2 separate regions of the Mus musculus genome follow, and region 1 is linked to region 2. Evidence: chromatin contacts called from ENCODE Hi-C or POLR2A ChIA-PET data. All regions are on one chromosome and are shown on one strand. Each heading gives the region's core, a stretch centred on a gene start or an enhancer-like site at or near the end of the contact. The rest is flanking DNA. Distances are from core to core; before and after follow the strand shown.

What was found. A loop is a pair of places that touch in the nucleus more often than their neighbours do. ChIA-PET counts read pairs that join two places held with the same protein, here RNA polymerase II (POLR2A).
Region 1: a loop to region 2 is called in a map of v-Abl transformed pro-B cells, with 2.9 times the contacts of the local background. The contact joins the enhancer-like site here to the promoter of Cd274 in region 2. A Hi-C loop is called at or near these places in 4 of 37 maps with a recorded cell type or tissue (CH12.LX, heart and v-Abl transformed pro-B cells). POLR2A ChIA-PET finds 5 or more read pairs at or near these places in 1 of 5 experiments (Patski).

Annotation. Positions count from the first base shown.
Region 1 is chr19:29,417,041-29,422,389 of GRCm38, forward strand. Pdcd1lg2 (programmed cell death 1 ligand 2) reads left to right here. Exons shown (of 6, transcript NM_021396.2): 2 at 5,331-5,349. The coding sequence starts at 5,344. Among named protein-coding and RNA genes, the nearest start is that of Pdcd1lg2, 8.8 kb to the left of the region's middle. Within about 2 kb of position 1,920, at least 1 of the 3 ENCODE cell types and tissues checked has a DNase peak (open chromatin) inside an H3K27ac peak, as active enhancers do.
Region 2 is chr19:29,363,422-29,369,011 of GRCm38, forward strand. Cd274 (CD274 antigen) reads left to right here and starts at 4,017. Exons shown (of 7, transcript NM_021893.3): 1 at 4,017-4,085. It also overlaps a transcript of Plgrkt not described here.

The sequences.
Region 1 (5,349 bases), core at 670-3,169, 52 kb after region 2:
GATAAAGTTAAAAAAATTTATTTTTACAAAGTAAAATGAGATTAGATTTTCGCAACCACCATGAGTTCCTGTTCATGGAAAGGGCATGGGTCATTATGTGACCGAGAGGTAAGAGAGACCAGGGCAGGAAAAGCATTTAAAGGCTGTCCTAAGAAAAACTTGACTTGAAAACAATAGCACTTGTGTTTTAAAATAATTACCCTGGCTGCTGTATTGGGAATCAAATGTCAGATAATGAGATTAGGTAGGGTCTTGGAATCCTACTATCAGAAAGGTGCAGAAATCACCACAGGAGATGATAATGTCCCAGATGGTACGGAATCTCTGGGGTGGTGAGAAGTGATTAGGCTCTGAAGATCAGTGAAGAGACAGCCTATAGGACTAGCTGATGAATCAGACGCAGGGTGAGAGAAGAGTGAAGAATGGTTCCAGGATTGATGCTCTCTGCCTCAACAAGGCTGGTGTAGAGGGAGCCACAAAGGGGGAGCCAGCAGTGAGGAAGATGCACTAGGGTAGAATGAGAAGCAATGAGAATCAGAATTATGGTGATGCCACAGGAAAGCAGAAGGGACAGGGACCATCTAAGATGCACAGTGGGCGTAGAAGCAAGAGGGTGGGAGGAAAGTATGGAATGACTCCTAATATTCTGGCATGTGGTGGTGGTGGTGGTAGTAGTAGTAGAGTAGTAGTAGTAGTAGTAGTAGTAGTAGTAGTAGTAGTAGTAGTAGTAGTAGTAGTAGTAGTAGAGTAGTAGTAGGAGGAGGAGGAGGAGGAGTAGGAGGAGGAGGAGGAGGAGGAGGAGGAGGAGGAGGAAGAGAAGGAGGAGGAGGAGAGGAAATAAAGCACAAAGCTTTTCTAAGCTGTCTGATGTGTTAGAGGCTAATACATTTGTAACCTCAGATTTTGATTGCTTATGTGTCTGGGTTTAGAGTGTGCATTCTTACCCATTGCACAGACTAGTAGGACAGGCATTTGCAGGCTGGAAAGTACCTTTAGAACAGAGTCTGCCCCTTAGTGTTCCAAGAAGGCAGTGCTCCAGGAAAGTCCCCTTGGGTGGCTAAAGAAGAAAGGGAAGCTGAGCCAGTGGTGAGTGGCCCAGGAGCCTATTCATCACTAGAACTCTGGCTCTTGTCACCCTGTCACTGTCCAAAAGTGAGAACGTTGGCAAGTGCCAACTACTGTGCGTGAAGACAATAACTTTTCAAGTTATGCATTTTGTAAGGAAGACTTACATGGTCCAGACATGTTGCAATCAGTACCTCAGGTCTGTTGCTTCCCACTTTGTTCTTCCCATCTCTCATCCCTGATGCCATGCAGGCTGTGGCCTACGTGACCATTAAGCAGGTCCAATCTCTACCTCCAGCTTTATACTGTCTGCCCTTCCACATCTTGAGGAACTTCTCTGGGCACTCTAGCAGGCATTTCAGATCTAATGGATGTTCCTAGCCCTCTAGTGTCCTAATGACTCCATCCCTAAGCCCAGGAGGTCTGTATTTCCTTTTAATTACCTATACTGTCAGCAATGTCCTACAGGTGTTTTTTTGTTTTTTTTTTGTTTTTGTTGTTGTTTTGTTTTGTTTTCAAAAACATAGCTCTAAGAAAATGGGCTAGTCTATAACAGATCAGGCTTTATTGCTCACACACTTCGCTGGGTTCTCTCCTCAACCTTATCTGAAATACCGGATGTGGCTGACATCCTGTAGTTCAGTAAGTGGAGACTGAAGAGCCTAGAAATGTTAAGAGAGAATCTCTTCCTTCAAAAGAAACAAGCAAACAGACGGGAGTGGGCAGATGGTGAGGCAAGTGCCACCAACAGGCAGTGAGCGCTCAGCAAACATCACCTTCTGACCTTACTTGGTTACTCTGTTTAGCTTTGTAAAATGTGAAGGGGTTGGACAAAGTTTAAAAGACTCGGTTCTCCCTTTCACAGCGGTAACAATTGGCAACAAAGTTCTGGCTGGCTCGGCTTGCCTCTCACATCCACAGGTCTGACTGGCAGGAAAGAGAAAGAACGTCCTGCTGGTGAGCGAAGAAGCTGGATTTGGAAAGTGGTGAGACCTGGAGTAAAATCCAAGGTCACCCTCTGTGTCCTGCAGGCTGCAGCGTGTCCTATAATCAGAGTGCCTTTTTTTTTCAAATTATTTTAATTATTAGAATGTGTAACTATTAGAATGTAAAGCTTTTAAGTATGCAAATAAAAAGTTTAAAACCTTGGTATGGTGAGATAGCCTAGTGAGTCTAGATTCTTATTGAGCCAGCCTGGTGACCTAAGATCTATTCCTAAACCTCACACAACATGAAAGGAGAGCACCAACTTCATAAAGCTAGCTTCCAGATGCATACCATGGCACTTGCTCCTACACATGGCTTTGTTGCCAATAATAATAATTTTTTTTAATATTTCAGAATCTGAAAAAGAAAAGAAAACTGAAAGACTGCTTTTAGAGTTTGAAAGACAACATTGTTGAGATAATTATGGAACTGCTGAGTCAATGTAATTCCTAGCAAAGCACACCAGTTCCTTTTGTGCAGAATAGACAAGTCTACCCTAAAATTCATACAGAAACTCAAGAGAGAGAAATTCAAGGGAAAGGAGGAGGAAGGGCCAGAGGGAGGGGGAGAGAGAGGACTTCAGAAGGAACAAAGCTGACGGCCTTACTTCCTAATTTCAAACTTTTCACAAAGCTACAGTAAACGGCACTATGTGATGGGGGCAGAGAACAGACACAGACCTGAGCAACATGGATGCAAAGTCCAGGAATACACCCCACGTTTATCATCCAGGATGCTGGGATAATTCTACAGAGAAAGGACAGTTTAGTTTTTTAAAATAAATTTATTGGAGTATGTGCAAAAGAACCTTGCTCATACACAAAAATGAACTCAAAACAGATTAGAGACCCAGATATGAACAGAACAGACTTAGTTCTTATGAGAAAATGTTAGCAAGTAATAAACACATTTGGCTTATTATACAATGCAATATCTTCCCATTATGAAAGGAATAAAGTATTGATGTGTGCTGCACAACAGATAAACCTTACATCATGCTCAGTGCAAGAAGCAAGCCACAAAAGGTCAAGGGCTACTCAATGTCATTTCTATGAAATGTCAACACAAGCAGTTGACCAACACAGATGGACACCTGCCAGGATTCTGGAAAAAGGAAGGGGAAATGGGACTATTTCTGAGTGAATATGGTTCCTTCTTTTAGTGGTAATTAAGATTTGCCAAATTAAATAGTGGTGTTGGTTAGCCAACTCTATGCATATACTAAGCAGTCCAACTGAATGAATAGTGTGCCAAGAGTTTACATTAAGTTTATACGGCCTGCTTTTGTGTGTTAACAACATTTTAATAAAGCTGCTGAACATTTAAAAATAAATTTAATGAACACATCTTTAAAACCCTCCACAGATCACGCCCTCCACTAGCCCAGCACCCTAGTGCAAATGTATACAGTGCCCTCCTAAGGCTGCGTTGCAGCTCATCCTTCCAAAGCAGTCTACTCTCTAACCAAAGCACCGTCCTCTCTAAAAATGCAGACAAAGTCCCCGGGGCTCCAGAGCGAAGCCCTCCACCGGCTTACTGGCTCTGCTTTCCCGGGCCTGAGGCGTGCAGCTTACTCTGGCTAATAAAGCCTCAAGACAGAAGGGTTGACAGCAGTGTGTCTTCCCAGCTGGCTTCAAACATGAGCACTCTGTGGATGCAGAAAACCTGAGGTCAGAAGTGAAACAGGAGATGGAGCCACACTGAGCTAGAGCAGGGCCTGCCAGTCATACCTCCTGTCCCCTAGAGCAGGGCCTACCACACCTCCTGACCCCGGCAGACCTGAGAGCTCTCATAAAACACAGACACCCACCCAATCAAAATGGCTATCGTCAAGGAAACATCAAAACAACAGATATTGGCAAAGATGCAGGCAAAATTAACCCTTGCACACTGCTGATGGGAGTGTAAATTAGTACAGCCACTATGGAAATCAGCATGGATATTCCTTAATAAAACAACTAAAACTGGCACCACCATATGATCCAGCTGTTCCCCTCCTCCAAGTATACCCAGTGAAGTCTACGTCAGCTTCCAAATATTCATATATCCATGCTTATTGCTCTACCATTTATAGTAAGCAAGTTATGTTGCTGACCCAGGTGCTCACTGATAGATAAATGGAATATATATACATACATATGTATATATGCATATATGTATATATACATATATATGCATATACATATATATACATATATATGCATATACATATATATATATATATATGAATGATGATAGAACATTAGTCAGCCATAAGGAAGAATTCAATGCCATTTATAGAATTGCTAATGAGGAAGGGGGCAATGAGGAGATGGGGGAAGTGGCAGATCCAGTAAATGGACTAAACATAACCCAAAGTACATTATAAACATACCTGAAGAGTTACAATGAAATCCATTGTGTAAGACAATTAACAGTTAGCTGATAAAAGTCTTTATAACGTGGAGGTAAACATTTTCAGCATACAGACTCTACTAAGCTTCTTTGAGGTATATCTTAGAACAAGTAATAAAAATTAACCTCAATTTAATATGTCCAAAAGAATAAAAAGTGGGTCAGTCACGGTGACACTTGCCTGTAATCCTAGTACTTGAAAGTGGAAGCAAGATCAGGAGTTCAAAGTCAGCCTATGCTATGTAACATAGATAGAGGCCAGCCTAGACAATCTGAGACCCTGCTTCAACCCCCCCTCCAAGAAATAAGTAATTTGAAAGCTAATAATTAGAAAGCTCATTAAGAGACAAACCATACAACAGGCACGTTGGGGGTGGCAGCACTCAACAGCTTCATGCTTTCTGCTTAGTCAATTAATACATATTGATACACCAGCTCTGGTCTCCTGAGCCCTGTTCTCCGGGATCACGCTCCGCGAGTTCCAGTCCAGCTACAGATGATGGCTTATTATTAGGTAAACAAGACTGATTTTGGTACTGACTGAGCTTTAGAAAGTGACGTGGAGGCCCGCAAGGATACGGATGATTGCCAGTGTGGGTGGCTGTTGCTGTCCACCCTGCTCTCCAGAAAAGGCCATGCGAGGAGCAAGAAGAGCAGCTCATTTGAATTCAGAAAGAGTGTCGTCTTCCTCCTTGCTGTGCATAATAAGCTCTTCTCCAGAAAAGCAACCCGCAGCCTCTCTTCTTGTCTTTGCTCCTCCATTGTCACTTGCATCTCCCATAAGATTGGATTCTGAGTCATTACCCTGCTCTTGGGATGAGTTAAACTCTCAGAGACTGAAAAAGCGCGCGCGGAGCCCTGAGACTCTCAATTGTCTGTTTCAGATTGACACAGACCATGCTG
Region 2 (5,590 bases), core at 2,767-5,266:
ACTGTTCCACGTATGAGTGTGCACTTGCGCACACAGAGAGTAAATACATGTTAAATGGAAAGAAAAATTAAACAGGTAAACTATAGCATGGATTATGGCTCCATTTCTTGTTGGGACTAAATAGTAGTCCAGTGTATGACTATAAGGCATTTTGTGTGTCCATTGAGACCGATGGACATTTGCATGATTCTATTTAGTCTAGTATGAAGAACATTGCTAGTTTTGTGAGCATGTTGTCAGTTGTCTTGGGTAGTAGGGGTAGAATGGCTGGGGCATACAGTAGTAAGTCAAGGCCTTAAAATCCACACACTGTGATTGATGGCAGTGGATGAGGACGCTCACCTGACAGTCCACCTGTGTGGCCGCTGTGTAGCAGACACTGGGGCATCGTTCCGGGTTTCACTCCCACTTGTATCCTTTCCTGAACACGTAAGCTTCCACAAGTTACTTGAGCGAGATGTCTCCAATTACACAGCCCTGAAGTGGAGGTGACTCCAGGAAGCACAACTCATAATACAAGTTAGGTAACCTAGTGTATGCACCCGTTTTACTATTACTGACACTTTTAATCATTACTGTGATTTCATCTTATTAATTTGATAGGCTTTTTTTTTTTTAAATGATGCTGTAGCCAAGGAAGACTATTCCGAGCAGGGGCCGCCGGTACATCTCAGAGTGTAACCTGAATCAGATGAAGCTTCATGTGGCGCAGCCCAAGCATTTCATAGCATCCCAAGAGAAGCTTGACTGGGGAAGCCCTGGGGAATAGTGATGAGGGTGTGGGCTTTAGCCTTCCTAGGCTGTATGTAAATAACCGCACAGCTGATGAGCAGGAAACTTGTAGCTGTTTCTCTTTAGGGTGCTTTTCAGCTGTGATGTCAGTATTGACTAAGCACCTGCTTGCTAACTTCCTTCTCCTGCAACCCATGCAACGCACATGACCCTGCTCTCAACCTGTGAATCTCAGCCTGTTCTCCTCCCCTGAGTGATCTTTTCCTCTTCCTCCTCCTCCTCTTCCTCATTCCCCTTCAGAAAATAGTCCCTGAGCTCTGAGAACTAGGGCTGTAGAGAGCTTATCCAGTTACGGGCACCCCAAAGCACCAAGGTTTGATTCTTAGCAGCTTACAACTAACTGTAACTCCAGACCCACGCAGCCTGACCCTTGCTTCTGGCACTCTCCAATGACTTTGCATTACCACTGGGAACCAACCTTTCTCCTTAACCCTCCAGGCCCTCTGAGACGTGATGAGAGCCAGCCTTTCAGTCTAGACTGCAGCACAGTAATATTCTCTGCAGGAACTGTCCACGCTTGCTCCCCTTCAGCCTTTGCAGTTTGTCCCTCCTGCAGGTTGGGTATCTCCGGAATCACTTTGTGTAGTGCCTTACCCTTGAGATGGTTGCTTGGTCTTCATCGTCAGCTAAGCAGACTGGGAGCAGCAAGGAGGTTTATCTCCCTGAAATGAGTAGGCCAGGTGGGGTATGAACAGGAAACAGCAAGATTAGAAATGACATTAGAGATTTGTTCCACTCTTCAGTCTTGGCTAGCCGCTGTTTTTCTCTTGTCTGACCGTTTCTCTATTCATTTTGTCCAAATCACAAAAACTCATATCATTTTCAGGGATACTTATCTCCTTGCCTAGGCTATTTTGGCTTATGTGTATTTTTGAGATGGTGATTTTATACACACACACACACACACACACACACACACACACACACACACACATATATACATGTATACATGTATGTGTGTGTGTATAAAAGTCACATCCTCACTTTCTATTTCTGGAGGATACCAAAACTTCATTAAGGGGGCATGGACAACTTCATGGGAGAATAAATGTCGGAGGAGTAGAAACAGGTGGAGGAGTGGGGGTGGGGCGACTCTTCAGATTACTCATATGCAAATCAGCGAAAGCAGCAGGCCCCAGTTCCCATGGAGAGCTTCAGAGAGACCAGGTTCAGTCACCCCTTGCCTTCTCTGTGGAGAATTTATGTAGACTGTAAGCAATGCTTTAACAAAACAAACAAAACCAAACCACCTCACCTCTTCTAGCTTTAGAAGGAATTCACATATCATAGAGACTACTAAGGGGGTGTGGCTTAATCCTCACCTCTCAGATCCTTATGGAACCAAGGGAACTCAGCTAAGGAGTGGGTCTCTAAAGTGAATTTTTTACAGATCTGAATAGTCACAACCATACTAACATATCATAAAGCTTGGCCAGGCGTGGTGGCGCACACCTTTAATCCCAGCACTGGGGAGGCAGAGGCAGGCGGATTTCTGAGTTCGAGGCCAGCCTGGTCTACAGAGTTCCAGGACACAGAGAAACCCTGTCTCGAAAAACCAAAAACAAACAAACAAACAAACAAACACAAACCTATTAACTAGAAATATGTTTTGTCTGTGCACGTGTATATACACACACATATGTTTAGACTGAATTTCCACATATAAAGTCTATATTTTATTTTCAGTCAGCCAACTAATGTTATCTCTAACTTTAATTGCTTTATTCTATTATTGGGGTTCAAAAGACATTTGGAAGAGGGACTATCTCAGCTGAGGCTCTGGTCTTATTCCAATTTTATTGTTGCTGTTTAGAGTGCCACATTCTCTATAGATCCTTTAGGCAGCATCAACCCCAATGACTTCCAAGTTAAAAATGGAGATGCTTTGAGAATGTGAAAATCTCATTACAACTAAGCCAGCGGACACCCCAGTATTCACCCAGTGCACTACTTTGGAATAGTAGTTTTAGTAAGTAAGTGGGGGAAAGCAGAGAATGAAGAAGGCCCTTGAAGTCCAACAGTGAAATGTTTAAAGATGACAGTGCTCTGTGGAGTTCCCAAGGTTTTGTCTTGGAAAAAGTCCACACTTCCAGTTCGCAGAAAGTCTTTCTCAACATCATTTAGAATAGACTTCCCCCACCTGGATCCCGAGACTGGCCGTGATCCACAGCGTTCACAAAGGGCACGGTTCGAGATGGGAAGTTCTTGAACGGCAAGACAACTGGTTTCATTATGTCGAGGAACTTTGAGGAAGTCACCAAATCCACGATTTAAAAATATATTTCCTATTATACAGACACACCTACTTTCTAGAATTAAAACTGAGTCATTTGCTTGATATTAACTCTATAGGTTGTATAACTCTATATGTAAAGTCATGTCAAGACTGTCACGTATCCACGTATCCAGAAAGGGCTTGAAAGAGATGGGGAATCGGATGGTAATTTGAAGTGTCTGGATTCTGAAGATAAAATTTAAGTCAGAGATCTTATGACTTCAGATATTTTGCTTCTAAAGCGCTCACTGCTCAAGCCTGAAGATTTGAAATTCGGGTCCTCATTACCCATAATAAATGCAGTGATGGCCCATTTCTGAGACCCTAGCCCTGGCAGCAGGGGCGCGGATGGGGATCCCTGGACCACGCTGGCCGGCTAGTTTGGCCAGCTGCGAGCCCGAGGTTAGGTAAGAGAGACCCTCTTTCAAAAATCAAGGTGGGAGCTGTAGAGGAAGGCAACCTATGTGGATCTCCAAGCACACGCTCCCCCCCACCCCCACCCCCGACCTCAGGTTCCACTCCCACCCAAAATAGAGCTGAGTTGTTTACTCTGGACTGTTTCTTTGAGGGAACCTGATTTACAAGAAAGCTAATGCAGGTTTCACTTTCACTTTTAGTTTCGTTTTTAAATAGTGTTTGTTTGTTTTTGTTTTTATCGACAGCCTCTCAGTAGCAGCCCGGTTGTCTTGGAGCTCTCTCTATAGACCAGAGACTCACCTGCCACTGGCTCCTGAGTACTGGAATTAAGGCGTGTGTCACCGCACCGAAGCCTAGTTTCGTTTTTTCTTAAACTGTGAATATCCCAAAGCTGACTCTAAAGTCATCCGCAGGAAATACTATGAGATAAACTCATGCTCAAAGGGACTGGGTGGCTTCGGTTTCACAGACAGCGGAGGTTGGACAAGGCTTCCGCGGAGTGGGCGGGGCTCTGAACTCGAGATAAGACCAGGAAATCGTGGTCCCCAAGCCTCATGCCAGGCTGCACTTGCACGTCGCGGGCCAGTCTCCTCGCCTGCAGGTAAGGGAGCATCTTCTCGCGGAATCCGCTTGCAGGGCACTTTAAAGAGCCAGAATCCCTAGACCTTTTTAGGACGGAGAAGGGAACCGGTTTCCTGGGAAAGTTAAGAACTCAGAATCCGCAGTTTTGTGTGTTTATGGATCTTGTGGGTAGGTAGCTGGGTCAGAAGAGATGAATTAATTGGTCCTAGCGCGACTTGACTGTTTGCTAGCAATGACTGGGTCTTTCCACTTGAAGCATCTCCGGAGGTCCCTTCCTCTGTCGAGGTCTAGGATGCTGGAGCTTAAGATTTTCATTCTATCTGCCCAGAGAACCTAAAGGATTTTTGGAAGAAAATGTCCCAAACAGTTCTTAGATACAGTGACCTAGGCTATGTTAAAGTTTAGGTTGGGGTTGTCATAAGAGGTGAAAGTACAATATTCTATCTTTTTTTAAAAATAAATTATTACAGGTGCTTTCCTATGAATTACTTAGCCAGTTTTTTTTTAATTGCTATATTCCATTGTGCTGGGTTATTAAAGGGCATCACTCTCCCACTGAGGAATGCACAGGTTAGTAATAGTGCCTTACTAGCTCAGTCATCCACTGACCATCTGTGTATGTGACTGTCTGGAATATGGCTAGGTATTTCATTTAGATAAACTCTTATATGTATAAGTACTTCATTATGTTTGAGTGTCTGAAAGGCCTTTGTGTAGAAAAAAAAAAAACAACAACCTGAGAATACATTCCAGAAAGTATCCGCAGCTGATGATGATAGTGACCAAGCGGTGTTTAAGGAGAACTTTATACAGGGAAAATATTCACCTTTCCCAGCTGAGCATCATAGATAGGAAGACATGATAGTGGTTATATGCTGCTCTAAGGAGGGATGGAGAAGGGATGGATTTGAGCACAGGGTTCAGGATCATTTGATAGAATTTGAAAACTGGGTAAATTTTCACTCTTTTGAGAAAGGAAGTTTGCATCTGCTTCCCCTCCCCGCCCCAGGCACTCTTCCCCCCCCCATCCCCCCCCGTGCCCCCCCCCCCCATGGGAAGATAAAGAAGTGGCGTTCCAAGATCTTCATCTGGACTTCCCCTGGGACAAACCTATTTCCCCATCTTGAATGAGCGTCACTTCTTTACTTTAAACTCTGTTCTGTGAAAGGCTCTCAGCTCTTGTCTGGGAATTTGTGAAAGGTTACAGTTTCTTGCCGGAGGGAGGGAGAAGGTGACCCTGGACTCTTAGCCCATGTAAGAGGTGCAGGTTTAGAGGTCAAAGGCCATGCTGATTTACATGGTCCCTGAATTTCCCCTTTTGATCTACTGCTCACACCTGCACCCTGAGAGCCAGGGAGGGGAGGATATGATACTGAAGAAGGTGACTATCAGACCCAACCCATCACCTTTCAGACTTTATACTAAGCTTTAAAGCAGACTCATAAGCAATAGATAACTGTTCCAACTGAGTCTGCCATCAACGTAGGAAAAATTAGGTACAGTCTTCAGTGGATATCATGTACC